Regions from separate parts of the Homo sapiens genome. Here region 1 is linked to region 2. A link is an interaction called in ENCODE POLR2A ChIA-PET data of the cell type or tissue named here. Cell type or tissue: HepG2. All regions are shown on one strand. Each heading gives the region's core, and the rest is flanking DNA. Links, peaks and the distances in the headings are about the cores only.

What was found. ChIA-PET counts read pairs that join two places held together with the same protein. Peaks named below come from ENCODE experiments on the same cell type or tissue, not always from the same donor. Only the 100,000 strongest peaks of a DNase experiment are listed, where the experiment ranks them.
Region 1: POLR2A ChIA-PET joins it to region 2 with 11 read pairs; 4 of 35 experiments call an interaction of 5 or more read pairs at or near these places.

The regions. Positions count from the first base shown.
Region 1 is chr22:24,577,468-24,580,380 of GRCh38, forward strand. It overlaps LOC124905091 (a long non-coding RNA gene), which reads right to left. Exons shown (of 2, transcript XR_007068024.1): 1 at 2,737-2,913. Among named protein-coding and RNA genes, the nearest start is that of LRRC75B, 14 kb to the right of the region's middle. In HepG2, for the core only: no CTCF peak of the experiment used is centred there; DNase peaks (open chromatin) are centred at 1,584 and 2,187; H3K4me3 peaks cover 437 bases.
Region 2 is chr22:24,504,522-24,507,434 of GRCh38, forward strand. The region is part of intron 3 of UPB1 (beta-ureidopropionase 1); the gene reads left to right. Among named protein-coding and RNA genes, the nearest start is that of UPB1, 11 kb to the left of the region's middle. RefSeq lists enhancers at 1,005-1,543, 1,544-2,080, 2,295-2,384, 2,805-2,854. In HepG2, for the core only: no CTCF peak of the experiment used is centred there; DNase peaks (open chromatin) are centred at 1,000, 1,860, 2,190 and 2,570; H3K4me3 peaks cover 533 bases.

The sequences.
Region 1 (2,913 bases), core at 323-2,822, 73 kb after region 2:
GAGGCTGAGGCAGGAGAATCGCTTGAACCCAGGAGGTGGAGGTTGCATTGAGCTGAGATCGCACCACTGCACACCAGCCTGGGCAACAGAGCGGGACTCTGTCTCAAAAAGAAAAAAAAAAGAATAACTCAGATTTAAAGAAGATATAGACTAAAGGATGATGTCATAAAGGTAATTAGACCAGTATTTAACATGAATTCTGAGCAGGACACGGTGGCTCACGCCTGTAATCCCAGCACTTTGGGAGGCCGAGGCAGGTGGATCACGAGGTCAGGAGTTCGAGACCAGCCTGGCCAAGATGGTGAAACCCCATCTCTACTAAAAATACAAAAATTAGCCAGGTGTTGGGGCGGGTGCCTGTAATCCCAGCTACTCAGGAGGCTGAGGCAGAGAATTGCTTTAACCCAGGAGGCGGAGCTTACAGTGAGCCGAGATTGTGCCACTGCACTCCAGCCTGGGTGACAGAGCAAGACTCCATCTCAAAAAGAAAAAGAAAAACCAAAAACATGAATTCTGGTTCTGAGTGCCACCGTGACCACCTCTCCCAGCCTCTGGTTGGTTATCTGTACAAGGGTGGATGTGGACTCACTTGATTCACTGATACTATCCCAGCTTCTACACTGGTAGAACCATAACCTTAAAAAACAATCAAAGCATACAGGAGTTTTTCTGCCACTAGCCAAGATGAAAGTAATTGATTTATCATTGTGTCTGAAAAAACACACACAAAATAATATGAAACAATGGTTTTCAAGACATCAGACATTGAAGGAGACTAATCCCTGAGAAACGAGAAATAAATAAGGGGAGTTGTACAATTGCCCCAGCTCACTGCTTACAAGAGTCTCCAAGCTGTGGCACAGGGAAGGGGACTGAAGCTGACCTACCAGCCTGCCTGCATTGAGAAACGAGAGCTAAGAGTTCAGAGAAGCCACCAAGGCAGCTAGGACTATAGGACAGAATGTCAAGAGAAGAAAGCCACACAGAGAACCCAAGAGATCTGCAGCGGGTTGCTTTTGAACATTCAGCAGAATACTGATGAGCACACCGATGTGAGGAAGTTAACAGGCTGGGGAAGACCCATAAAGAATTGGAACAGTGCTTGGCGTCATGCTAGGCTGAGACTAAACATTTTCCTATCAGTCAGACAAGAAATTCACAGGATATGGAGTACAGTGTTGTTTTAAGATGTACCATATCTGATTTTGTTTTAATCAGGTATGGTAAGACCCAGAGACAGCTGCCTTGAAAGAATGTATTACAGTTCTCAAAGAAGGGGGCAAACCACGTTACGTGGGCCATATGGGGAGACACCAGCCTGAGTCAGGAGGCAGAAGGAGCAATGGCAGAGCAAGACCCAGAGCCTTCATTGTAGTTTTCTCATGAAGGAATGAGTGAGGCAGAGTAGGCAAGTTTGAGCAAGTTTAGGATTGGATAGTCTGAATAATTTTCAACTGGGTTATAAGTGGTCTCTGTAAAGTACCTTGCCCTGAGGTGATTGAGGGTAAAGGAAATACTGGCTTAGTGTATGAGAGTTAGATAAAGGAGGCAGTTTTGGGTGTGGACTTTGGATTGTTTGGTTTGTACATGAAAGACACGCTGCCAGCAAGTTGTTTACTATCTCTAGGAATTAGCTAACCCTGGGAGGAGCATCCTTCAGGATTAGCAAGGCCCAAGATACCAAAGCATCATAAAACAGAAAACAAAAGGCATGATTAATACAAATATCCAGGAAGGCCTTGCCTGGTAAATGAGGAATAATTAGCCCAAGACTGAGCGCTGGACCTGAATAACAAGTCATAAAAACAACACATTAAAACATGAAACTGTTTTTCCGGACCAATTAAATATATCCAAGAATAAGACTCAAAAAGATTTATAGGAATATAAAAATGTCCAGTACCCCACACAGTAAAATTCACTGTCTGGCTCCAGTCAGAGATTGCTAGGCATGCAAAGATGCAGGAAAGCACAGCACATAATGAGATTAAGAGATCCAAAACTACACAGATGTTAGAATTAGCAAAGAAGGACATTAAAAGTTATAACTGTGTATTTCAAAAGCTGAGCAGATTTTAAAAGAAGACTCCCTGATTTCAAGAATTACTATAGAGCTGTACTCATCAAAACAGCATGGTATTTCATCAAGTTAAGCAAATAGATCAAAGGAACAGAGTCTGAAAACAAATCCACACATGTATACAAAATGAGTTTTTTCAAAGCCACAAAGGTAATGCACTGGAGAAAGGATAGCATTTTCAACAAATGGTGCCAGAACAATTGGATATCTGTATGGAAAAATCCCTCAAAACTTGGGTCTATACCTCATGCCATACAAAAAAATTAATTCCAAATGGATCATCCACTTAAAACTATAAAACTTCTAGAAGAAATGTAACCCTAAACCTTGGGTTAAGCAAAAATTCAGATATAATACCAAAAGTACTATCCATGAAAGACCAAACTAATATATTAGACCACCAAAATAAAAAACTGCTTTCCAATGACACTGTTAAAAGACTAACCACGAAATTTTGGCAAAGCTAAGTCTAATAAAAAATGTGTATCCAGAATATATAAAGAATTTGTGGCCAGGCACCGTGGCTCACGCCTGTAATCCCAGCACTTTGGGAGGCCGAGGCCAGATCACCTGAGGTCAGGAGCTCGAGACCAGCAACATGGAGAAACCCCGTTTCTAGTAAAAATACAAAATTAGCCCAGTGTGGTGGCACATACCTGTAACCCCAGCTACTCAGGAAGGCTGAGGCAGGAGAATCGCTTGAACCCAGGAGGCGGAGGTTGCGGTGAGCCGAGATCGTGCCATTGCACTCCAGCCTGGGCAACAAGAGCAAAACTCTGTCTCAAAAAATAAAGAATTTGCAAAGCTCAATAATAAGACATGGGGAAAAAATT
Region 2 (2,913 bases), core at 323-2,822:
CCATTGTGTATATCTATTTTAATCCACTCTAGGCACTCAGTGGGTTCTTTTAGTCTAGAAACTTGGGTTCTGAAGCTCTAGGAAATGTTCTTGCATTATTTCATTCATTATTTTCCCCTCTTTTTTTCTCTTTCTAGACAGTCCTACTATTAGGATGTTGGAACCCTGGACTAGTTCCCTAATTTTGTTATGTATTTCCTCCTTTTTTTTTTTTTTTTTTTTTTGATACGTGGTCTTACTCTGTCACTGAGGCTGTAGTGCAGTGGCACAATCACAGCTCACTGCAGCCTTGACCTCCCAGGATCAAGCAATCCTCCCGCCCCAGCCTCCTGAGTAGCTGGGACCATAGATGCATACCACCACACCTGGCTAATTTTCTTGAATTTTTTTTTTTTTTTTTTTTTGTAAAGATGAGATCTGTGTTGCCCAGGCAGGTCTCAAATTCCTGGGCCCAAGCAATTCTCCCACCTTGGACTCCCAAAATGCTGCAACTATAGGCGTGAGCCACAGGGCCCAGTCACCACTTTGTCTTTTTGCTCAATTTTCTGGTGGATTTGATCTGATTTGTCAGTCAGCCCTCCTATTCAACCTTTCATTTCTGCTGTCAAATTTTGAATTTACTAGTGTTCTTTTGGTCTGAAAGTCCCTGTTGTATTACATCCTGTTCTTGCATCATGGTTGCGATATCTTCTCTTACCTCTAAGGATACTAATATTAAGTAAATTTTGTTTTCTCTCTTATTCCAAGAGTCCTTATTCCAAGTTGGACGCTTTGTTTGATTGCTCATATTTTAAGAATTGGGGATTAAAAATCTGTGAGCTCTGAGTTTGTAGTAGGGGCTCACCCACTGAGCTCCATTATAGGGTGATCTGATTTAGTGGTAATTCCCAGGTAATCCCAGTGTTAGTATCTCTGGGTCATTCTTTTCAGGCTGGTCAGAGTCCCCAGAGATTTTTCTGCCCTTGTGCCAAGAAGGGAAGGAGAACAAAGGTTCAGCATGCTGATGTTTACTCAATCCCTCTGTTTTGACACTTCACTTGCTTTCATCTGCCCTGCTCCAAAGCCAGAGAGCCTCTGCTGAACCATCTCTGGAGGATGAGCCTCTGGCCTTCTTCTGGGGTAGATGGGGCAGGTCCCAGCCTCTTGGTGTGGAGAAAGGACCTGGATTTCTAACTGCTTCTTTTTTTATTTTTATTTTTATTTTTTTTTGAGGTGGAGTCTTGGTCTGTCACCCAGGCTGGAGGGCAGTGGCGCGATCTCAGCTCACTGCAACCTCTGCCTCCTGGATTCAAGCGATTTTTCTGCCTCAGCCTCCTGAGTAGCTGGGACTACAGGCCCGTGCCACCATGCCTGCCTGATTTCTGTATTTTTAGTAGAGATGGGGTTTTGCCATGTTGGCCAGGCTGGTCTCGAACTCCTGACCTCAGGTGATCCACCCACCTCAGCCTCCCAAAGTTCTGGGATTACAGGCGTGAGCCACCGTGCCTGGCCCTAACTGCATTTTTTTTTTTTTTTTTCAGACGGAATCTTGTTCTGTCACCCAGGCTGGCATGCAGTGGCGCATTCTCAGCTCACTGCAACCTCTGCCTCCTGGGTTCAAAAAATTCTCCTGCCTCAGCCTCCTGAGTAGCTGGAATTACAGGCCTGTACCACCACACCCAGCTAATTTTTGTATTTTTAGTAGAGACCAGGCTTCACCATGTTGGCCAGGCTGGTCTCGAATTCCTGACCTCAGGTGATCCGCCCACCTCGGCCTCCCAAAGTGCTGGGATTACAGGCATGAGCCACTGCGCCCGGCCCCTAACTGCTTCTTAAATAGACCTTTGACCAGTCCTTGTTTATCATACTTCCCTGCTTCCCCACCTTCAGAGGTACCTGGTGCCCCTGGGTCCTGAGCTTTGGATAAGCAGGAGATCTTCTCTACTGCTAGCGGGACTCAGTTTTCTCTGATCTGCTGAGAGATTTGCCTGCATCTTTCCGCCTTCCAGCTTCCCGTGTTTCCGTGCCTCAGTGCACCATCCTTGTTGGGTATATGCCTTTGCATGAACATTGCTTTCCTGTCATGTTAATGGGGTTTCAGGAAAGAACACGTGTCTGTGTCCCAGAAGTTCATGTCGTTTTCCTATTTTTGTTACCTTTGTACTCTCACTCTTCATTAGACTATGAGCTCCATGAGGATAGTATCTGTGTTTGTTTTTCCCAACTCTCCACCCACCCCTGTTTCATCTTTAGTGGCAAGAATAATCCCTAGTGCATGACAGGCACTACAAATTAGTATTGGCTGGATAGTTGAACTAACATCTCCCCTTTCTTGGATCTGGAACTCCCCCTCATTTATCAAAGTCTAGCACAGGTACCCCTCCTTTGTGGGGCCCTGGGGACTCCCCCAGGACTCCCCCTGACCACTCTGTATTGCCAGGTTGTGTGGCCGCACCAGGTTCTAATTCATCTCCTTCCCTCTAGGCTGGCAGTTCCTGAGGGCCAGGTGTTAGGTCAGTGCATGTGGAACCTCGTCCCCTCTAGTTGAAGAACTGTAGTTGGGACTTTGCAGCCAGCCTCACCCAACCTCACTTCCACATCCTTCTTTTGAAAGTGTGTTTACATTAGAGTGGTTGTGTAAACAGGAAAAGAAGCTGCTTATTCTCTGGGGGCACTTGACTCACTCCTAATGCTCTGAAAGCTGAGAATTAATGGTCATTAAGGAGCATTTGTGTTTTCAACAGCTTTTCTGTTGGCTTCCTTAAAATAATTCATCTCTCTTCACAGAAGGCGAGCCTGGGGAGCCTTGAGCCTGCTACCAAGGCCCCCAGGACTGTTGCTGGCAGTGCCTGCCGCCTGCTTGGCAAGATGGTGGTGGTGCCATTGGCGGGATATTTACTGTGGTACTCTCTTAGGACCAGGCTTCCTGGGACC